3 separate regions of the Mus musculus genome follow, and regions 1 and 2 are each linked to region 3. A link is a loop called in an ENCODE intact Hi-C map of the cell type or tissue named here. Cell type or tissue: left cerebral cortex. All regions are shown on one strand.

Region 1 (8,000 bases), 110 kb before region 3:
TCACACCCTGTGGGATGGCAACCCCAGGTAGTGTTGGAGAGGAAGCGTGGGAAGTGGCGACTGACCAACAGGTAGGATTCAGAAGCAGAATGATGAAGCATTAAACAACCAGTTCTTAAAGGTGAAGCCCAGAGGCAATGGGTCTGTTCACCCTATGAGGGCCTATAATTTCCAGTGCAATTAGAAACTGGTCTGCAGCTGTGAAAACATGACCTCTAGTAGGCTAAGCTCTTTGGCAAAGGTATGGAATTAGGTAGAGAAGAATAACAAAGCCAGAAATTATAAGGATGCCCTTATATGCATAACTTCATACAATATATGAGACCTGTGGAATGTTACAAGGGTATTTTCATCTGGAATTTGTCTTCAACAAAGCATAAGAAAGAATCAGCTGGTTTTCCTAAAGGGACAGATTGCTGGGAAGTACTGTTGTCTCCGTGTTATCGTTGCGGAAATGAGATTCAAATAAGATGTGGGTCTCTCTTGAAGCAAAAGAAATCAGTAACACTGTGGTAAAAATGCAAGTCACCTGGGTGTTGTGCAAAAAGTGTACAGCTCGATCCATGATGCTTTGGGCTTCTTGAAGATACAGTTCTGCTCTTCAGTGCTTGCTATTTGCTTGTTGCATTGGATTGTCAGTCTGGATGTTTTTGTTGATCTTATGTTGTAAGTAAAACCAATGTGATGGACTAGCTGTGGCAGACGCAGCTACAAAACAAAAGCTTTTCTAACCCACTCTTCCCTACCCACCCACCCAGTAACATGTTTCCTGCAGTATCATTCCACCCTCAGGAGGACTTGATGATGGCATTTAATTTGTGCACAGAGTTAAAAAAGAAAGGACAGAAGATTTACCATACATAGAGAGTTCCAGGACATCCGTGGTCTCAAAAAATAAACAAAACAAACAAATAAAAAGAGTCACTATATACAGCCTGAAGAAAAAAAGCAAGCCCAATAATCCTCTTGGGTTTTGGCTTCATGTGAAACCTTACAAGTTGAAACCATCCAGAAGGGTCCTACATCTACAGCTCCAATCCTGCTTCAGGAGCAGCCCAGACGCAACCTTGAAACAAGTGTCTTTTTGCATAGAACTCTGGGACAGAATAAAAGGAAGACAGCAGGGGTCGGATTTCTCAGTCTCAGAAAGCCACACTGTTTGATGATAAGATAATGATCTCTTCCTCTTGCTTTACTAGGTAAAATTCTCCCTCGTGCTTTTGAATGAGGGATTTCCCCTAAACAATACCTGAGACCCGAGTTTAGTTCAAGCCCTGGAGATGATTAAAGCAAAGTCAGGACTTCCAGAGGGAAGCTGGGCTATAACACCTTTTATGATAAACTGTAATTTAGAAGCATCCTGTAAAGACAAGAAAAGTCCAGGTTTTAAATACAGCTTTAACAAAAGTTCAGCTTCATCTGGATTAAGCTGGAACATACTTTAAAAAAAAAAAAAGAACTTTTTTGATCATCAATCACATCCTACCCCATAATAAATAGTATTGATGTTTATTACCCTTGGATTCTCCATTTGCAAATTCACTTTCTCAACTAACTATATTTTCAGTCTCAGAGTTCATAATAATGGTGCTTTTGCAGACATTCAAAAGCAAGTACAGGGCAGAAATAAATTTGAGTTGCACAAAGCACACCATAAACATGTGTTCCTTTCACGGTCAGGGTAGTCCCATGCTTTTTTCTCCCCTTTTCCCCCCTGTACTCTCTATATCTTTGATGTCTTCATAGTGTAAAAAAAAAAAATGGAGCCCAGATTCAATGTTACAGTACTGGTCCATGGACCTAACTATACCTGTGTAAAAGGGAACATTCCATGTCCTGTGGAGAAAGCGGGTGGATTGGTTGAGCTTTCTTGAGGAGTAAATTACAATGCTTTTAGCTATCAGGTCAAAGTTAATGAATCAATTATACATCATAAATAAGAGATCTTTCAAGAGAATCAGACACAAAGTTATGTATTGAGTAATAGTCCAAAATATCATCCAACGCTAAGGAGCTATACTTCTTCTGAGGACACCCATTCAAGAGTCACCTATTCAATCTCCCTATTCCCAATACAAAACATAACAGTGACTAATGAAAATGCACTGTGTTTGTCTAACAGGTTGGTACTGTCTGCTCCAAGGATTGCTGTATGTAGTTTTTGCCCATCCTCTAATATGCAGCTCAGAAACAACCTGCTATGCTGAGCACCAGGTTTTAAATAATGAGGTGTTAGGTGGACCGGGTCTGTATTACATTGTGTCTAACATCAAAGGCAGAGAAAGTATGATGTTGGGAAAATAGAAAGAGAAAGGATCCTTGGCCACAAGGGTTGGGCAGGCTGCTGTAAGGAATGGAAGATGGGGCTATGGGAAGAAGCTGGAAAGAGGAAGCCTGAAGTGGAGGGAAATGAGTGTTCATATTAACGTTAATATGAACAGGTACAAAGACAGTAGGTGTGGTGCTTCCTAATATATGCAAGTGCTGTGTGTTGTACTTTCTTGAGTTAGCAAAGGAGACACCAACATAGTCCACTGGGTTCAGTGGTGTCCTTTTATGCAAACTAAATATGTTCATTTGCTTTTCTTCCACATATAAGGTCAAGTCTCTTTGCTTCATGGATACTCTGGTAAGACACACACACACACACACACACATACACAGTGAGAGACAGACAGACAGAGACAAAATAATTAATTTAGTATTTACTAATACTGCTACACTAGTATTGACTACACCATGAACAGAGAATTTTTTTTATTGCCCAGTGTAGAGAAGCTGTGTTTTCTCATATTCATGCATAAGGTAATTTGTCTTATAGGCAGAAAATAGAATTTGAAACTTATAATAAACAAATCATTCCTTAAACAGTTATAGGGAAAAGGCAACAACTTCAGAAATAATCACTTGTTTCTATGCAGTTACTTGTTGGAAACAATAACCTGAAAGGGAAGCTCCTCTGTCATTAGACTTCAATGTGAGGAAATTAGAAAGTATAAACAGAGCACCCAAGCAGTAGAGAGAATTTTCTATAATGCCACATGGACATGATAAATTGTACCATTTTGTCACTTAATGGTATATTAGATCAATACAGAATCTGACTCATGAGCTAATTTAGAAGCCTCAAGGATGGTGGGAAAATGTTTTTAGTATCTCAGGAAAGATTCTGAAAACTTTACAAAAAAATAAGTGTTTGTGAAATATGGCCAAGTTATCGCTTCACACATGAAAAATGTTCTATAGCTTCTTCCTAGGAGTGAAATTCGTTTTGTGAAGTCGAGATTTCTAAAATGTTAAAAACACATTGAGCCACTGCTGAAAAGTAACAACCATGCCATCTTGTGTGGGGGATTTTTAAGTAAACAAAATATTTTCTTATACATGACAGTGGTGCACAGGTGAGTGTGCCTGTAAAGTCCAGACAAGAGAGTGGCATCTCGTGGAGCTCAAGTGCCAGATGCCTGTGATATGGTGAGTACCAAGTCAACTCAGATCAAGTGCCAGATGCCTATGATGTGGGTAGTACCAAGTCAACTCAGATCAAGTACCAGATGCCTGTGATGTGGATAGTACCAAGTCAACTCAGATCAAGTACCAGATACCTGTGATGTGGGTAGTACCAACTGAACTCAGATCAAGTACCAGATGCCTGTGATGTGGGTAGTACCAAGTCAACTCAGATCAAGTGCCACATGCCTGTGATGTGGGGAGTACCAACTGAACTCAGATCTCTGGAAGTGCGGCAAGGTCTCCTAAGCACTAATTCATCTCTCCAGCCCCACAAAACAAAGCACATACAAAACATAAAACACATGTTCATAGACTTCATAAGTCTCAGCTATTGTAATCATAGTTCTATTATAATGAATAGTGATCCTGAAGTAGCATATACTAGCAGTTATCAAAGTTGTCCTGAACAAAGTATCTTTATTTATTTTTTTTCTTTTTTAATTAGCAAATTCTTTTTTCTTTTTTGTTGCTTTAGTTTTGGTTGGTTGATTGGTTTTGTTTGTTTGATGGTTTTCTTTTTTTTTTTTTTTTTGCAAGTATGTCTGAACATCACTGGCATACAGTACCAGTGGAATCTAGAAAGGGGCATCAGCTTTTCTGGAATTTTAAACATTGTGAGCCCCCATATGGGCACTAAGGACCAAATGTAGGTCCTCTGGGAGGGCAGCCAGTATACTTAATCACTGAGCCATCTCTCCAGCCCCAACTTCTGAACTGTTAAAGGCAGAAGAGTAAAATATGAAATGTGATATAAAAGGAAACATTTTAAGGTAAGAGTAGAATTTTCTAGATCCTCCAAACTGTTTTTATAAGAGAGCAAATGTGCTTTGGCCTCTTTGTCATTAGTCAGTAGTTACATCTAACTGCTATAATAATCAACCTGAAGGAGCCAGTAACTTACAAAAACAAAGATAAATTTATTACTGATATAAAAGTTGAACCATGGTGGGGTGGTTCTTTTGGAGGTGCTTTAAATAATATTTTTCTATCATGCAACCTATGCAGTTTTTATGGAAAAAAAGAGCTTGCATGGCAGTCAGGAACGTTTGTAGTCTAGAAATAGCAACATAACTTCCACTCCATTCTTCAGACCAGGACCTAGCATTAAAGTTGCTCTGTCATTGTAAAGTATGCTAGAAAATGTCTTCTGCCTGTTTGCATGGAAAAGCAAAAACAAAAACAAAACAACACACACACACACACACACAACCAATATGCCTTCTTAATTCTTCAAGATAAAGGTTTAAACTTCCCAGGATGTTCTTATCGATTTTTACTATTATTAATTAACTTTGCTATTGACAGTTTCACCACATGCATATGATGGACATTGGCCATTCTTGTCTACCATTCTTGTCTACTATTCTTTTCCATATCTCTTTCACCCCTGATAATCCTCTTCCCTACACAATTTGTTCTCAAATTCACATCTATTTGTTTTATTTTGTGAACCACCATATTTAATGGGGCCATCTGTATGGTCATGGGTTTGTGACTTTCACTCCTGGGATTAATCTCATTGCCCCACAATGAACAGCAGCATGGTGGTCACTGTTTTCCCACAAGAGTGGAGCTGACTGTGTCCACGTGCTGTTTAACTGTCGGGAGCAGCCAACTTGATGTGGAATGGAAGGGAAAAGCCACGCTAAGGGTCTTGACTATAAAAGCAAACAGAAGTCGTCGTGAAGAATGCCTTTCTGCAGCTTGAGGCATGGTCCTGGTTACATAAGCACTGGGCAAGCAAGAAGTGCAGTAGAGAAAGCTCAGAGGGAAAGGGAAAGACTCAGAGAGAGCTGTGCATCTGTACCACAAAACCTGAGGGAGGAAACTCAAAACTGAGCATGAATGCAAGAGTTGTGCCATGCTCACAATAGGCACACGGAAATGGATATTCCATGGCTTGAGGTCTTTGAGTGTAGCTGTACCCAGCCATTGGTCAACCACTGAATCAAGCAATCATGAGGGTGATCGCTTAGGAAGACAGATTGAAAGCATAACTGAAGATACAAAAATTGAACACAGATTTTAGTTATAGCACAGGGAAAAAAACAGTTTCTGAAGACTAATTCCAACAAGTTTTCTTACAAGGAGTGAGTTTATAATAGCGACATATTATGTAAAATATCAGTTTTCAATAAAACGCTACAAAAAAATGCAAGACAAAAACAGTAAATGATCCATTATTACCACCTGGCTTACAAATAGGGCAGGATTTTTAGAATGTCAATTTTGCTATTGAAATTACATTCCCCAAAAGACAATGAAAATGTATAATGAATTAAATGAGTATATAAAGTAGATGCACCAATTATGAAGGTCTCTTAATAGAGAGAGAGAAACAACATCAAAAGAATCAACTATCTATGCAGATACATCCAAAGGACAATGAATGTGTTGTGTGTAATTTTAAAAACATGCTTGCTCTTTCTTAAGAGCTCAACCAGAGCTCCCTCAACCTCTTACAGCTAGTTCCACCAAGCAGCCAATGACAGCCCCTGCTGTGCCCTTTGTCCTGCCCATCTTAGTCACCATGGATGGAAAACACCAGAGAGCCTTAATATTTTAAAAGTAGCCAGATAGTTCAATGTCTGGGCGAAGAATAGCCTGCCCATCCTCCTGGGCCTGTCCATGGTGGAGGCTACAAACTATAGGTGCCCTGCGACCTACATGTCTGCTGCTTCCTCTGCTCAGCCACCTGCTCTGCCTCCTCCCTCTCATCCCCTTCTTTTTTTCCTGGGACTGGAAGTCCCATCTTTTTTTCTTTGCCCGGCAATAGGTTTTTGCCTCCTTTACTGATATAATCTAGAACCAATTAGAGAATTAATAAATCCCCCTACAAAATACATACCAAATATTGTTATGAAATTATAAAGAAGCACAAGGTCAATACAGAGAAGTCAATTTTTACAGGTATACCAGCAATAATAATTGAATTCTATCATTAAGAATACAACTTCACATTAGCACCAAAACACCAATACTTTAGTTTTAAATCTAAATGTATATATGGAGAAACTGATAACTTTAAAAAATTATGTGAACAAGCAAAAAGCAACACCATGTTCATGTATTAGAGACTTGGTATTGACAAGATAACAGTTTTTCCCAAGTTTATCTACAGATTTAATGCATTCACAACCAGAATCTAGAGATTATTGACACATTGATTAGAAAGTTTACATAAAAGTTAGAAGATCTCAGTGATCAATAAGATGTAGACAGAAAAAAGAAAAACCAGAGAAATGACAGTACTCAATTTGGACAACTTTAACACTTCCATGAAGCTACAGTAAAGAAGACAGGATGGATCGTTAGAAGACTGGCTGATCAGCAGAACAGGACAGGTAGGGTAAAACTCTACAGATGGCATCAATGCATTTTTGCCAAAGAAACACAGGTGACTCAGTGAGAGAAAGGCTATCTTTTTCAACATCCAGATACACACACACACACACACACACACACACACACGTGCATGTGCATGCACACACAAAACTAATCTTAGACAAGAGACCTTATCCATTCCACAAAAATTAACTCAAATGGATCTTAGAACTACATGTAAAACCCCCAAACAACAAAACTACCAGAAGACAACACAAAATAGAATATTTTAATCATTTAATTTTTAATCTTAAGGAATTTAAATCTATAAAATATACCTTTTACTAAAAGTAAAAAAGAAAGAGTAAGAAACTACCCATCAGAGTCCATTTCTCACCGAGGAAAGGCTCTGTCAAGGGAGGGAAAAGGTGAGTTACATACTAAGAGAAAATATTGGAAGACACTTGGCTGATGAAGACTCGAATTTAAGATGCAGAAAGATTACTTGAGGGATGTTAATCCAAGGAATCTCTTCAGTTTGGAAAACTCTTGGGCCTGGGCCATCGTGGACATACAGGAATACAAGTAGCTAGAAAGATGGGGGGTGATATTTAGTTTAATTTTGTGTTTTATCGTTTTGAGACAAGATCTCAGTAAGTGATCTAGGCTGGCCTGCAACTTTCTACATATCCCACGGCAACTCCAAACCCACAATCCTCCTGCCTTTGCCTTATTACTACTGGGATTGCAGGTGTGCACCACATTTGGAAAGGGATTAATATTTAGACATTGAAATTCTCTTTTGCAGGTGCAGCCTGCTTTCTGAGCCAAACCAACAGGGAGATGCTCAGAACAAGCCCCCAAATAACCTGCAGGGAAGGAACAAAGTCAGATGATACTTAAAGTGGAACCAAGCAAAGTATGGACAGTCAGGGAGATGCTTAGAAAGTAGACAAATGCCAGATAGAGATACACAGCACAGGTCATCCCTTATCTTTACCCACTTGTTCTACTGGACCAGCCCTGCTTTTCTGAGGGCATGGGTGCCCAGGACATAATGCCCCAACTTACCCAGCTCTGGAGGAGTCACCAGCTGCCTGTCCTTCTTCCCTGGCCTGGTGGGGCCTATATTTGGGGGCAACAATGAGCCATGAGAGAAAAGA
Region 2 (8,000 bases), 120 kb before region 3:
TTGATAAATACATAGTTATTAGATAAAGTAGAGAAAATAGTATAACAAGTGAAAATTTCACTTAGCATCTAAAAGATGAAATTAATTTTAAGAGTAGATTAGTTGCTATCACTAGGTAAGAATTTTGACACATTTCTATTTTAGAGCTTCTTGAGTTGACTTCATGTAATAAGTGGTAGTGGATATCAACAAATCATTTCATATTCTTTAAGAATTTTCTTAAGTAATTCATGCATTTTCTTGAATTGTACAATGATTTCTCAATAAAATCCATTCACCAATAACTGTAAATAAATGAATAAATGAGTAAATAAAAAATAAATGACAAAGGAGAATGAGTTAGCGGAGTCTGACACATTCAAAAGGTCTTATCATTCTCATCTTTTCTGTGTGGACAAACCAAGCGCTGCAAAGAGAGCTTTGCATGCATTGAGAATATTTTTATTATGTGAGCAAAGACAGAAGCATGATTCTAAGGAAGAGAGGCTAATGATTTTTTTTTTTTAGTAACTGGAAACCAAATGTAAGTTCCAGAGTTAGTATCTTGCTATGATTTTTTGTTTAAATAGTGCAAATGTTTCCAAGCAGATTGGGAGGCACTGATAAAGTTACAGTCCACTAGCACATTTAGATACATTTCTTTTTTAAAGATTCCAAACTGAACTTCTTTCCTTGGGATAGTTTTAGCTTCCTATTTTTGAGACTAACACCTTCACTAAAATAACCATTCATTCTTCCTACCCACAAATGCTGAGCAATTGAGAAAGATGCACTGTACCACATCTTAAGGGGAAAATGCAGAAGGGAAGGGGGTGGAAGCAGCTGTGCCCTTTCTAGTGACTGACAACTGTAGTCTGCTACTTGATTTCTATGGGAAGACTCAGAGAACAGATTGACGGCTGTGTGTTTGCCCCAGGTAGTGTTCCTAATTTCGAGTAACATACTGTGGTTTGGCCTAGGAGACTGTGGGCTCACAGACTGCCTGTACCTGAGGGTAGCAACAGAACTAGATTGGCTGTGGAAATGAAGAAACGGGTAGAGTATGGGCAGAGCATGTTTCTCTGCTGCCCATCACTACAAGATACTCTCAACTATAGCCACCACTCAGCCCCACTGTCTTTGCACCATTCCCTCAGTACTTGGAGTAGAGCCAAGTTAGGCACCTGGACATTGCCCACCAAAGAGGCAGCCATGTAGGGTTCGGGGGGCACAGAGTTGACCCCCATTTAGCTTCCTTCAATTGTGAGATGCTGGAGCAGGTCTCTACAATGAAGAGAATTCTCCACTAATGGAAAGTAATTTTGAATGGTGGATCAACCCCCATATTCATTATAGAGGGGAAAATATTAAAATATTACAGTAATGAAAATTCATATGCTCTTTGTTAACTTATTAAGATTACTACAGAGCTCACAGCATTGCTGTAAGGATGCTTAATATCTTCTAATACTCTCTAGTGTTTTGCAGTTTTAAAACTCAGTTCAGGGAAAGTACGTGTCGTAGTCATTTTTCCTGTTGCTATGATTAAATTATCTGACAAAAGCAACTTAAGGGAGAAGGGGTTGATTTATTTCGCTCACAATTCAGATTATACTGCATTGCACTGGGCAAGTTGAAGTAGATGAAAGCAGCTGTTCCCATTCTGTCTAGGGCCAGAAGGAAAGAGCAGGAAAAGCATCTTGTTGCTCAGTTTTCTTTCTCTATTTCTACAATTAAAAATCCTAGTCAAGGAAAAGTGCTGTCCACCATGGGTGGGTCTCCCCCAACCTTAATTAACATAATCAACATAATCCCCTACAGGAGTAATCCAAGGCCTGTTTCCTGCCTCTGGATTCTGTCAGGCTGACAATTAGCACTCACCATCACAGTGTACTGTTTAACATGTAATGTCAAGTGTCGAGGAATGCAACATGCAGGTTGGTGACTGTTCTAGTTTGCTTTCTATTGCTGTGATGAGATATTCTGACCAAAAGCAACTTGAAGAGAAAGGGATTTATTTGACTTATACTTCCTGGTCACAACCAATCTTTGAAGGATGGCAAAAGCAGAACCCAGAGAGGAATGCTGGCAGAACCCAGAGAGGATGCTGGCTTGCTCGCTCTGCTCACAGAGGTGGTCACAGACCAGTCTCATCTGGACAATTCTTCAAGTGAGATTCCTTCTTCCCAGGTGACTCTAGGTTGTATCAAGTTGCCAACAATAACTAATCAATATGGAACCAGCTCTATGCTATGTAGTATATTGGGAGCTCAGTTAACTCTCAAACACCAGAAGACTATAATATGTTAGTGATTTTGCTGTCAAGGTCAAAATATTTGAATTAAAATTTTACCTTATTTATAATTTAAATAATATAGGTCAGTTGAGAGAATGGAATCATTATCAGTCATCTTTACTTAACAAATGGCATTACTTAAAATACTTAAAATTTCTTCTCCAACCCCTTCCTTTGTTTGTTTAGCATGCTTAGCATAATAATGTTGGTGAGAGAAAAGTAATTCAATGGATTTTTGTTGAATGGATGATTTAACTATATAATAAGTTTTACTTTTTGTATTAAAAAAAATAACTACAACATATTTTCTCACCAGAAGAGCTCATATTCTAGTGGAGACTATAAGTGGAAAGCACGTGCTTTCATAGGCATATGCTATAAGTGATGTGAACTGGACATTTAGACTTATTACCGTATGATAAGTCATTTACCGCATGGGTCACAAATACGTCTTCAGTGAGCAAGACAACTAAATGGCAAAGGAATGTTGTTATGGCCATCATTATCAGCTCCACTTTGTAGATGAGAGAACTGAATCTGTGAGTGGTCATCTGGCTTGCTCAGACCTGCCATGGATAAAGTGGTAACCTAAATACCAGGATCCTGAAGAACAGAGTGATTGCTGGGTGTGTGGTGGAGAAACGCTCCAGGATGTAAGAAACACGAGTGGACCCATGATGGGATGATGCTCTAAGTTCATCCTGTTGCTATGATAAAACACTTTGACCCACAGCCATTTAAAGGAGGAAAGGACTTGGTTCAGACTACACTTCCAGGTAGGAGTCCATCACTGAGGGATGGCAGAGCAAGAGCCATGAAGGATAACTGCTTCCCTGCCTGCTTTCTGGCTTTCTCACAGGCTAGCCTATAGCCCTCTATCTAGGGATGTTGCTGCCTACAGTGGGCTGGGATCTCCCACACCAATCATCATTCAAAGCAATCTATTACAGGCGTGGCCATAGGCCAATCTGATCTGGGAAATCTCCTGAGACTCCCTTTGATGACTCTGTGCTGTGCTGTGTCAAGTTGACAGCCAAAGTTAGTTGAGACAGATGATGTCTAAATTCAGGCCTGGTTGTCTCAGAAAGACATTCTTAGTCACTACATTCCATTGCTCTTTAGCAAGGATGAATTGGCTGTGGTCTAGCAGGAGAAAACCTGCTGCTCTGAGTCGCTCAAAGCTGTGTAGAGATATTTTTTTTTTAAGACACTGACATTTAAGATGAAGAGTCTGCTAAGCAAGCCAAAAAATATAAATGAAGGGGGCTTTTAACTCTATGGTTCTCCTTGATGCTCCTCCCTATAGCTTTCAGTCAATCTCATATTCACTCAAAGTTACACACACACAAACACACACACACACACACACACACACACACACACACACACACACACACACACACACATTCTTAATCTCTTCTGTCCCTGGAGCTCAGCTCAGACCAGCTCTAGGTCACATGCCTTTCTAGATTGCACCACCTCTGGCCAGCCACTGGGGCACATTGCTGAACCAACAAAGACAGCTTGCCCCTCTCCTAGGCTGGAGTATTCTTGTTGTGCCAGCCCTCCCTCGTGGACCACCCTGATGCTCTAGAGATGGGGAACTGTCTGCTAGCTCTGACCACCATCTTTGCCTTCATCAAACCAGTAATGACTAGCAAAAGTCTAAAGTGATGTATTTAGGAGGAACTATGTTTTTAAATTCTCTCCTTTTTATGTTCTTTCAATAACTTGGATGGGTGGTGGTGTTTGGTTGGTTGGTTTGCTTTTCTCAAGTAGTGTCTCATGAGCAAAAGGCTGGCCTCAAATTTTTTATATAGCTGGGGATGCTCTTAAACTCCTGATCCTCCAAACTGGAATGAGAGCCATACTTAAACCTTAAGTAGTATTTCTTTTACTCTAAACATTATTCACTACTTCGTATTTGGGAAAACTTGCGTGTTTTGTTCTTTTATTTCTATCTAATTTGAGGAACAAGGTTACATAACTTGGGAAAGATTGTTATAAAAATAGATTAGCTTAGATGTCCATCAATGGGCCCATGCATAGGATATAGAGAATGTTGCCTATATTCATTATAGTTTTATTCAACCATATACATGAATGAATTATGTCATTTTCAAGACAGTGGATAAAACTGGAGACCACTGGATAAGTGTATAACAAGAAAACAAAAATGAGAGTATTTTAGAAGAGGGGGAACAGTGGAAGGAAAGGGGGAAAGATGGCAATGGAGAGCCAAAGGATGTGATATGCTTGAATGAATATATTATGAAACCCATTAAACATATAACTAATACACAATTTTTTTTTTTTTGGTTTTTCGAGACAGGGTTTCTCTGTGTAGCCTTGGCTGTCCTGTAACTCACTCTGTAGACCAGGCTGGCCTCAAACTGAGAAATCTGCCTGTATATGCCTCCAAAGTGCTGGGATTAAAGGTGTGTGCCACCACTGCCCGGCCAATGGTATCATTTTTAAAGGTGAATTTTACAACTGCTTTTCCCATAAAGATTATGTTGTCATGGGATAACATTCTAATGGCTGGCTTGTTGTTTTGAATCACAGGCTATTTCAGTAATTTGGCTAATACAGTAATTTGCAATTTAAAAATTCATTAATTTATACTCGGTAGTTGCATAGTTCTTTTATTTCGAGATTGTCTGGTTTGTTAACAATAATTTAGAGTTCTGTTGACTTGTTAATATGTATCAACTTTCTCTCTCAATCCCATAAACTGGGTGACAATATTCAAACCATTTCAGGCTCTTTAGTTTTATTTAAAGAAAAGGGGGGGGGTTGTTGTCGCTTTGGGGGTTTTGTTGTTGTTATTGGTTGGTTGATTTGGTTTTGTTTTTTGTTTGTTTAAACCAAGTGCTTTACCTAAGTTCTTTAAACAACTGAATATGCATGGCACATGTTCTTAGTCACACATTCAAACACAACCTTTTGTGGGCTTCTACTTGACCATATTTAGTAACATAACCAAAGTTACCCCTGTTTAGATAAAATTTAATAAAACTGTATTGGGAAATTATTGTGCTTCTCAATTCTGTGCCCCAGTGAGTCTGAATTCTCCAGAATTGATTTACAGAATTATATCATAAAGGTAATTAAACAATGGGTTATAATTATTAATTACTTCATAATAAATCCCAGTAACAAGCAAATAATTAAGGCATGCATTTCCCTGTGCTTTTTCACAGTGCCTGTTTTGTACACACAATGTGGCTGCTGTATATACACAGAGTACCTGCTGTATACACACAGAGTGCCTGCTGGGGACACACAGCTTATCTGCTGTCTCCCATCTTACATTTCATGTTGTTCTTCTTCCTCTCATGCAGTGGCTTATGCAAGTGGGGTGAAGAAGAACATAACATTGAGGGTAAAAGACACTTATACCAATCTTTGGAACAGAAGGGAAGTGGACAGATCCTGTGGGGAAGCAGGTGGAGTTGTGACCTGTGGAATCAATGCAGGCTAGGGCCTTGTGTGGAGTCATGGGAGTTTAGGGTAGTCACAGCCAATGACAAAACTTAAGGAAAAAGAAAGGTAGGAATAGCTCAGGATTATTTGTGTCATGCACACAACATCTAACTCTTACCAACACTAATACACAGAAGCTGCTGAGACACTATGCCAGGAGGGTGTAGATTTGGGTTTGAGACCAGGCTTTGACTCTTAACAATGTATCTTTGAACAATGTGTTTCATCCACATGAGTTCAGCAGACTCAGCTGCAAAATAACACTAACATTGCTTAGCCAGTAGGGTTACAGCAAGGATGTGGGCAGGAAGCAATGCCTGACAAATCATAGTTACTGCCTTATGTTGGTGTGTATTTTATTTTTAAGTCTCACTCTCATATCTCTCTGTGTCTCTGTTTCTATCTATCTATCTATCTATCTATCTATCTATCTATCTATCTCTATCTCTCCCTCTCTCTTTCTCCTGTGTGTGTTTCACTTATGTATAAATGTCCATGTGTTTGAGTGTAGTGCTTGTGTGCCACAATGCACATGTGGAGGTCAAGAGACAACATTAGATGTTCATTTTTGTCCTCTTCCTTATTTGAGTTAGAGTCACATATGTTCACTGCTGCATATGACAGATTAGCTGCCCCATAAACTTCCAGAGATTCTCTTGTCTCTGTTTCCCATCTCACTATGGGAGTATTAGGATTGCAGATATGACCTACTTTATGTAGGTTCTGGGGATCTGAACTCCGGTCCTCATGATTACATAGAAAGTGCTCTGTACATTGATCCATTTCTTTAGCCCTTGACACGTAATTTTCAATTACCTATCCCCAGTTAGTTAGGAATCACCAGATTTGACCCTCAAGAATTTTACTGCAAAGATAACCAAGCAATAGTTTGGTATTGTTCCAGTACTAATTTGAAGCAAATCGCTATATTGTAAATATTTTATTAACCATCACTTATTGACATAGTTACACAAACATGTAAGTCGAAAGACACTATAATCTGAAACCTGATCAACTTGGGTTCATATCCTGGCTTCATGATGAACCAAGAGCATAGTTTTCTGACTCTAGAGAGTCTATTGTACTTTGGATCTGGAGTGTCCTCCAAAAGCCCATATGTTAAAGGTTGGTCCCCAGCACTATTGGGAGGTATTGGGAAGTTAAATATTTAGGGGAGGAATTCGCTTAAAGGTAATTTGGAACCTCAGTTCCTCCCCGCTTCCTCTTATTTCCTGGCTGCATAAAGTTAACAAGGGTTAACATGGGGCTTCCTTTGCCATACTCTTCTCATTATGCCCCATAATGCCACCCCAAGCCCAAAACAAGAAGCCATAAACTGAAACCATGAGCCAATATAAACCTTTCCACTTCATAGATTGATCATCTCAGGTATTTTCTCACACTAATGGAAAACTAGCTCATATAAGCAAAAGAGAGACTCAAATTAGGGGAGAATATACAAAAACAAACAAACAAAAAGGAAGTGGAAGTTGATTTGATCAAAATACATTGTCCACACATAGTAAATTCTCAGAGAAAGAATTAAAATACATTAAAATGAAAAGTTAGATATTAAGAAACAAACAGGCAGAAAAGAGTATGCATACAACCTCAAAATGAAGTGGTTGTAGAAACAGCAGTAGAAGCTTGAGCACAGACTGACAAAGCTGATGGTTTGTTCATTGCTCTGTGCTATATTTTATTGATAATGAAGCTAACTAAATCTCTGGGTTCAATGTCTCAGAGTCACACACCTCAGGCTTCCTGACACCTGGGACATTCATCTCTCCTAGACTATACATAGTATATAGACGACCATTTTGACTCCAAAGCCATGCTTTTAATAAATAATTAAATACAAATTTAATGTTTTAAATAATAGTTAATTGAACTCAGTACAATAACTAACTTGAGTTCCATGAGCTAGCCCATATTCTGGAAGTTTGAGTCAAGCCCCAAAAGTGTTTTCCAATTTTGGTCAAGGAGGTCTTTCTTATGGTCGTCCACTATTTCTTTCCACTTGAAATGTGTTTTTCTGGACCCCAAGAGGGATTTATAGCAACAAGTACCCATGGAGAAAGCACTGCTCATCTCAACAGTTGGTCTATTCTGTGTGTACCAGGTTCACTGCCATCAGCAAAATCACCCTAGCTCCTAGTCACATGGAGGTCACTGATGGTAGAGGAAGAATGGAATGTCAGCTTTAGTTTTCAGGGGCTTCCCAATGACCCTAGATATT
Region 3 (8,000 bases):
TGTTGCTTTAGGTATTCATGTTTTGGAGAAAAATAACTGGTCCTTCAGATTTAAGGAACCAGATCTTATTGAACTAGCAAAAAAAGGAACGAAAATAGCTTAAATCACTTTTTGATTTGTGAAACATAAAATGGCCTGTCAGGGATGAGTGGGCGTGCTGGTTTCAATGACTTTGCCTGACTTTTCTCTTCTGTGCAGACACATGTCCTTCACTGAGAATATTAAGGAAATGTCTGTGGTAGAAAAGAAACAGAGGGGTGTGTTCATGGAACAGATTTTTATGTTCGGAGGTTTTTCAAAAAGATATTTGACTTGAGCTAATTAAGGGTATTTTCCTGTAAAATAAAATCAAGCACTAGAAAAATAAAATGTCACATCTGTGCGACACTAGTGTGAGTAACCGAGAACAGCTGAAGAGAAACAAACTGGAGCTGCCCTTACTTGGTCAGGGATGAGGAGGTGTGGCCTACTCAGAGGAAGCGACACACTGAGGTGGGCTCTGTGGTTTCAGAAGGTCAAGCCAAACCCAATGTCGCTCTCGGTCTGACACTTGTGAATCTGGTTTAGAACTCTCGGATGCTCATGTCTGAGCCCACACACATCCCACACAATACTGAACTAAACATCCAGAACTGTAGCAAGCCCCAGTTAAAAGCTTTCTTTTATGAGATCTGCCACGGTTATGGTGTCTCTCCACAGCAATAGAACACTGACTAAGATACTTTAAAAAAAGAAAAGAAAAGTTTCCCCCTATATAGCTCAGACTTACATTGAACTCATAGCAATCCTCCTGTCTCAGCTTCCAAAGTACTAAAATTATAGCTGTCCTTTTAGGAAATGAGCTGAACATATGGAAATGTTCAAATTCCAGAAGCAAAGAGGCTTTTGCAAAACCACCTTCTCCCTCCTCATGCAAAGAGTCGCCCCGCTGTAGCTCCAGGCACGTGATCACCGTTCCTAACATACAGCCATAGAATCATGTGGGCCCTCTCTGCATTAGGCATGTGCAGGACGCAAGGAAGATGAGGCTGCATCCTCAGAATCTACCTCACATGGGTGAAACTAAAGCATTTCAAAGGCAGCAGTGTGGCGGTCCCTGTCACTGATGGAGTTGGCACAGGTCCCTTCTCTGCAAAACCTCCCATCTGCCTCAAACATTCTGTCCCCTGGAGACCCACGTCAGCACCTCCAACACCCATCCCTCTGTTTGACCTCGTACCCTCTCAGGCTTGCATTCTCAGCAACAGAGCTAGAGAGGTCCCTTTAGAGAAGCACACTGGGCACATGTTCCTTAGCTTAGACTCGTGCCCTGCTCTTGGAAGATGCCCAAACCTGTCTCTTTCTAGAGAACAGCACATATTATCAAGTCTACCCATCACTTACCATCTCCTACTTGCCCATGAAGCCACACCAGAGGATCCCCTGCTTTAGAGAATGCACCCCATCGCTTCCTTCCTTTGCCCTTGAACCAAGCCCTCGGAGCTCACTGAATATCCAGCTCTGTCTCAGCTTCCAGTGTCGATCTGAAATGCTTCAGGAGTGATCATGTTCCAATGCCTCGTAGCACTTGGCTTATTTCTTCCAGGGACTTCTCGCAATCAAAATGCATGTCTATATTGGTCTTTACTGACCAAGAGTTTGGAGGTTTCGCCTATCTAATTAAGTCTTTTACACCAGATTCAGAACAGTGCCTGGCTCATTAGTAGCAACTCAAGAAATACTGACGAACTGGCCTACTATGTGGAGTGAAGAAGCTACGCTCATGGGCTCCTGCAAATCAAGTCAGGGCTCATCATTGGGAATTACACTTGAAAACTAAGCATTGTTTAGATAGCTGTGCAGTTTGGGGAAATTTAAGCATAGAATTCAAAGCAAGCAGATCAAGCAAATCAGCTCTTTTGGGAAAATGCAGGCTGTCCTTGGGGTGAAAAGGCCAAGCAGACACTATGCAGCAGAACAGATGACCTCGTGCTTGCTTTCCAGTTGTTCTGGGGCTGGATTCTTCCTCTCTTCAGACTGTGTGTTCTCAGAGCCAGATCATCATTCACAGACAGCTGTAACCCTGCCTTTCTAGCAGCCCCAGTTGTACCAGGATGGCTCCCTGCTTCCTCTCTGAGCTCTGTAGGCATTAAGGGGCCATGTACTAACAAAACAGCTAGACTTCTGGTTTGTCATTCAGCCTGATTTCCAGGCCAGGGTGCAGGTCACCCATATTCCTCAGGGTTGCCCACAGGCAAGACCCCAAGCTTTAAAATGGGGAGAATTCAGTGGTGAGTTAGGGTAATTTTGTAATCTTTCCATGATTACAGAAAGCAGGTACCCAGTGTCCTTACTTTAATTACAGGTCTTTATCGCCAACTCTGAGGTCCCTTCCATGTTCATATCCTGATTTGTACTGAGCCGTGCTGGTCCTCCATTGACTCCTCTATGGTGGTTCTCAAGAGCTCAGCCCTGTTATACTGGCTCCCCTTCTGGGTATCTGGATTCTTCCTTTGATAGCCCATATCACCCCATGTTCTGATAGGTACTGTTTCCTGAGAGCTTGGGTTTCCCCAATGCAAGCCCCCCAAAAGACTTCTTGTCACATTTAACCTGAGAATAGCAGAAAACGATTCCAGACTCACCGCTGCCCTTCAACAGGAACTAAACCACACTTCTGACAAAATAGCTCAAAAAAAAAAAAAAAAAAAAGTCAAATAATTCAGTAGTTTTCTAATGCCTCTCTGACATATAAAGGAGAAATCTTGGAGAAAATATTGGGGCTTTGTGGGTCATGTTGTCTCTGTTGTAACAAGACAACTATACTATTGTAGCATAAAATGAAGCTAACAAGGGGCTGGAGAGATGCCTCAGTGGTTAAGAGCACTGACTGTTCTTCTAGAGGTCCTGCATTTAATTCCCATTAACCACATGGTGACTCACGACCATCTGTAATGGGAATCACCCTCTTCTGGTGTGTGTGTGTGTCAAGACACAACACTTATAAAATAAATAAATACTTTTTAAAAATCAGCTAAACATAATACAAAAGCAATAGGCATATATGTCTTCTAATAAAACTTTATAAATGTAGGCAGTGAGCCTCATGAAGTCTAGAATCATCGTTTGTGAAAGTATGGTATAGCACATTCTTCTAAGCAATTGCTTTTGCATGTGTCAGGGTGTGTGTGTGTGTGTGTGTGTGTGTGTGTGTGTGTGTGTGTGGATGTTCACATGTGTGTAGATACATGTGTCTGCCTGTTTGTTGGGAATAGGCCTGAGGTTAATGTCTAACATCTTCCTATCAGTCATTATACATTCCTTATACATTGAGACAGATCTCTCTCTCTTTCTCTCTCTCTCCCTCTCTCTCTCTCTGCATTTGGAGGTCACTGCTTCAGCTGGTATGACTAGTTACTTTGGTTTATTGAATTCTCTTTCTGCTTTGAGAGCAGGGAGATCTCAAGTAGGCACCACACATTACTTGCTGAGCCGTCTTCTCTGCCTTTCCAGACAATCTTTACTCAGGATATAAAGGTTTCCATAGAACTCATGATGGAGACAGGTTTCTACACACAGCATGCACCCTTCATCCCACCCATCTGCCTCGTTCATTACTCTATCATTCAGCTTGACTTCAGAAAACTAGATGCCACAATAAAAAATTACTCCACTAAAACACTGACCAGAAAAGAAAGGTCATTTGATACTGATATCTGTTTTTAAATGCTTTTTCAAAATTGTTTATTTGTGTGTGCTTAAATGTGCTCACTGGAGGTCAAAGGATAGCCTGGTGTTGTTTGAGAGTCACCATGTTTGCCACTGCATTGCATACTCCAGCAGGCTTGCCCAAGAACTTTCCTGGGATTCAGTCTCTCCATGCCATATCACTGTAGGAATGTAAGGCTTATGAATACATGCCACCATATCTGCATTTTTCATGATTTCTGCGATCTGAGTTCAGATCATAAAGCTTGCAAGGCAAGCCCTGCTACTCACTCAGCCATCTTGGCAGCCCATGATGCTTATTTCTGGAGGCCCAGTTAACACAGTTTGCAGAATGGAAGGTGGGTGCGGATGTCAGGGTTAGGTTAGGGTAACTGAAATTAATACATGGTTGATGGTATTTTAGGAGGATTGTTATATTATGAAGGGAAGACATCCTGTGAGGGAACTAGTACCCTCATACTTGGTAGTGGGGAAGGAAAAAAGCAAAAATAATGGTTTGAAAGGTAACTTTTGGGGTTGTTTCTCAATCTAACAAGCACCACTTCGTAGGCAGGACTCTATAACTAAGAGAAGGCGTTCCATTCTTGCTTCTCATTAGACAATAATCTAGACCAACATTGTCTTCAGAAAGTATTTTAAAATGAGCTGCGTTTAGAGTATACTTTCATAGGGAGAAATAAAACCTGGGTGACATTTAGAATGATTTCAACATGTGTGTACCTGGACGTTGTATCAAGAAAGAACTCTGAGAAGGAGGGGAAGAGGAGAGGAAGGGAGTAGTCTACCAGCAAAAAGGCCTTTATATAGGTTCATCTGGTCCTAGTACGGAGATGAAATTGAAACCGGAATAATGACAAGCAGGGTCCTCAGAGAGTGTTGACCTGCTCCCTGCTCACAGTCATCAGTGTTGGGGTGGGGGAGTCAGATGACAAGACTCATTTTCTTTCATGACACAGCACATGTGGGCTCACTCCTGAGTTTAGAAAGAGCTTCACAAGTCTGCTCCACACTCCCTGAATGTGTGTCTCGGTGGGGAGTCCTCGGCAGGAAATCCTCCATCTGTTTGCCTTTAGTAGAGCAACTTCTGAGGATGAGCTCATTTCTCTCCGAACATCCTTGTGTTGCTGGAAGACATTGTGGTTGAGGGAGAGAAATGTCACCAGGATAACAAGAGGACACTTCAAATGCAGACAACTGGGACAGTTACACTTTACAATCTGAGTTTGAGACAGGGCTTATTCCTCCTTTGTGGTTTACATTCTGATTTGGGCCTTTTCATTTTTCTATTTCTCTCCACCCCATTTTAAGAACCTTCTCCTCTCTCTCTCTCTCTCTCTCTCTCTCTCTCTCTCTCTCTCTCCCTCTCTCTCTCTCTCTCCCCCTCTCTCTCTCTCTCTCTTTTAGCTGCTTCTGCTTCCTAATAGTTTGGATGTTTGGAGAAGTAGATACAAAAGGAAGATTTCTGAAATATCTGTCCTGTGGATTTCTAGTATATTCCTCGAAGTTCAAAGGATTAAAGCTAGCTTAGCCTTTCTTTATAAATAAAAGAACCTAATTTGAAATTCAAGATTACTTTAAAATTACCACTGCAAGTAAGTACTTTGTTTTTCTCTGTTTCTTCCTTTAAGCCTTTAATAGGAAGCATCTTTTGCATGCTGTAATTTCAGTGACGCTATCGGTTCAACTCTAAATATAAGTAAAACTATTTGCCAGCCTATAAATTAATTACAAGATCGGATGCAGAATTTTCTGCAGTTGGTACCATTTTATAGGTAATGTGTAGAGGCATGCTTATGTTTTCATGTCAGGAATTATTTAATTTCATTAACGTTGCAAGCGAATATCTCTTGGCTCATTTCTCTAGTAGTATAAACCATATTTTAAGTTAGAAAGCAGGGGAACTCCTGAAGACTATGTTGTTGACCTATCAAGCAGATCCAATGGTTGACATTTCTGGAAGACTTAGGCGGATTTGCTGAAGAAGAGGTAAATCTGGAGAGTGAAGCCTGGACATTTGTGAACCCCTCCTCAAAATGCTGTGCAATCACTTGGCAGATGCTGGAGGAAATCACTCTAGCCTGTAACCAGCAGCAGGGAGCTGAGACCTTAAAAGATTTCAGCCGTTCTCACCTTTCTGTGGTTACAGTATAAGTTGAAGAGGTAGCATTAGGGAGGAAGTTTAAGACTCCAAGGCTAGAGCTGTGACTGTCATCTAGCTGGATGTGGCTAAGTGGTGTGTAGATCACGGTGGGATCTAGAAGTGTCTGAGGCATCCTGTTTCCTCCCAGACTCCTGTCTTCTATCATCCACCCCCACCCCAGTGTCACTCAGGGAAGAAGATGGCTGCTTGTACTGGCTGGGGGACAGCTGGGCAGAGGGTGGGCTGTCTTTTTTTTTTTCTACTTCTCATGTCTTTCATTCTACCACCAAGCATTCATGGACAGCCCATTGGTACACAAACCAGGTTTAGAAGGAAGCATTTTAAAGCAGAAAAGGCATGATGGTGGAAGCATACTTCCGTATTATTCTTCTTTCCATCCTCTGCTAGCATTTGGGTATCCTCTGCCCCCACTCCCACAAGAATAATTTCCTATTCTTCCTCTTTCCTCAGAGCCAAATGCTCACAAAACCAGCCTGGTTACTATTGACGCCCTTTAACTAGAGATCATTATTTGCTGGACCATCTGCTATTTCTACTCAGTAGAGTGCACTGTTCCATTTCTACAACTACCCTTTAAATCTCTCCCTCAGTGGTGCATAGCTGCTCAATATGATCCTAAGTCAAAGGCCTGCTGTGACCAACAGGAATCTTTGGTTCACTTTTGTGAGCATTACTGTCAATGGTATAATCATGGATGGCCACAAACCCACACTGAGAGGAGGGAACAGTTGTGTGCGAGCCATGAGAAATGAAACAGAGTGATTGTGCCCTTTGCCATGCAGTTGCTACTTTCAGAAGAATTACCTATGGTTAAGGGTTTGTGCTGGATTTTATGAGGCATAGTGATGGCCAGCAATGTTCTTTATGGATGTCAGGTGCATATCTACTGTAACAGTATTGGCGGAAGGTTGGGTGGGGTTGTAGCTTCATTGTACCACAGTTGGCTAGCATTAGACAGGCAGGAGATGAGGAAATGATGACATCATTAAGCAATTATTGACTGCCATCGATTTTCATGTACAAAACTGATATTTAATAGTGGTTGTGGCATTTTTCTTCTGTCACTCAGTCATTATGGAGATAATGGAGGCAGCCTCCTTTACCTATTTCAACAGATGAGGAAAGAACTATCTTAGAACATTCCCACTGACTACCATCCTGCATTCTTTCTGCATTTGGCACCATGATTTCTGTCTTTCGGTCTAAACACGAAGGTCGCATACTATCCTTTATAGTCTGTCATAAAATATAGCTAAGAGCAGGTATCAGACAGGGAAGGGGTGGGGGTGGGGAAATGAAGACTTCAGCAGTGAGGTGTTCGCCTCATGTGTTGGAAGTGGGTTTCAGTCATCTCAGACCTACGTGGGTATTTATGGAAAGTATGGCTTCACCCCATGCCATGTGTTTCTGTGCTTCATTTTCTGCAGGTTTCTGTGGATAATTAGCCCTTTTTGGCTAACAGCACCATAATTCTTGGAAGAATACAGCACATTAGTGAACAAATGTGTTTAGTTGTTTGTGTTGGGCCAGGTTTTCATTATGAGCAAACAAGACGTTTAGAGGATGGGAATGAAGTCTTTCAAATTCATGAAGAGGGATTCGGATTTTCATGTTTTTCTGTCATAAAATATACTAAGGGAGTTTTACTATAACACCACTTATATAAATATCATTGATACATGACAAATAAATGATGAGAAAGAATTCGTGAAAAAATAGAATCAGCTAGTGTGTGAACGAAGGAGTAAATTTGCAGACTTGAGGCTGGAACTCATTGGGCATTCGGTGACAGAGGTGACAGCCTTCTGAGTTTTTGCATTGCTCCTGATCTGGGTTTGCCACTTTGATTTCCCTTTGCCAATTCAAAGATGATGTATTGACTTGCCATTGCTTTTCAGATAGCCAATCATTACATCTGAGGACAAATTTATTACCATAGAGTGAAATACAAACGTGGCAGATGACCTCCAAGGAGACAGAAGAGATAACTTCAGAAATACCATCCTTTTTCCACTTTAGATCCATCAATATTTAAAACCAGTTTGCTTTAGGGTTTCGTCTCTCCCGCCCTTACTTTATACAGGACGATCCTGAAGCCGGTGTAGTAAACGGATTTACATCTCAGTACCTG

What was found. Peaks named below come from ENCODE experiments on the same cell type or tissue, not always from the same donor. Only the 100,000 strongest peaks of a DNase experiment are listed, where the experiment ranks them.
Region 1: it touches region 3 in a loop (2.6-fold over the local background); 3 of 42 quality-filtered maps call a loop at or near these places.
Region 2: a loop joins it to region 3, with 3 times the contacts of the local background. A loop is called at or near these places in 3 of 42 quality-filtered maps.

The regions. Positions count from the first base shown.
Region 1 is chr2:20,293,679-20,301,678 of GRCm38, forward strand. All of the region lies in intron 1 of Etl4 (enhancer trap locus 4), which reads left to right. Gm17171 (a long non-coding RNA gene) reads right to left here. Exons shown (of 5, transcript XR_003953996.1): 4 at 7,909-7,962; 5 at 4,796-7,426. Among named protein-coding and RNA genes, the nearest start is that of Etl4, 7.8 kb to the left of the region's middle. In left cerebral cortex, no CTCF peak of the experiment used is centred here; no DNase peak of the experiment used is centred here; H3K27ac peaks cover 402 bases.
Region 2 is chr2:20,281,302-20,289,301 of GRCm38, forward strand. It overlaps a transcript of Etl4 not described here. Among named protein-coding and RNA genes, the nearest start is that of Etl4, 4.6 kb to the right of the region's middle. In left cerebral cortex, a CTCF peak has its summit at 3,762; DNase peaks (open chromatin) are centred at 796 and 3,304.
Region 3 is chr2:20,402,572-20,410,571 of GRCm38, forward strand. All of the region lies in intron 2 of Etl4 (enhancer trap locus 4), which reads left to right. Among named protein-coding and RNA genes, the nearest start is that of Gm17171, 73 kb to the left of the region's middle. In left cerebral cortex, no CTCF peak of the experiment used is centred here; DNase peaks (open chromatin) are centred at 640, 999, 1,301 and 4,737.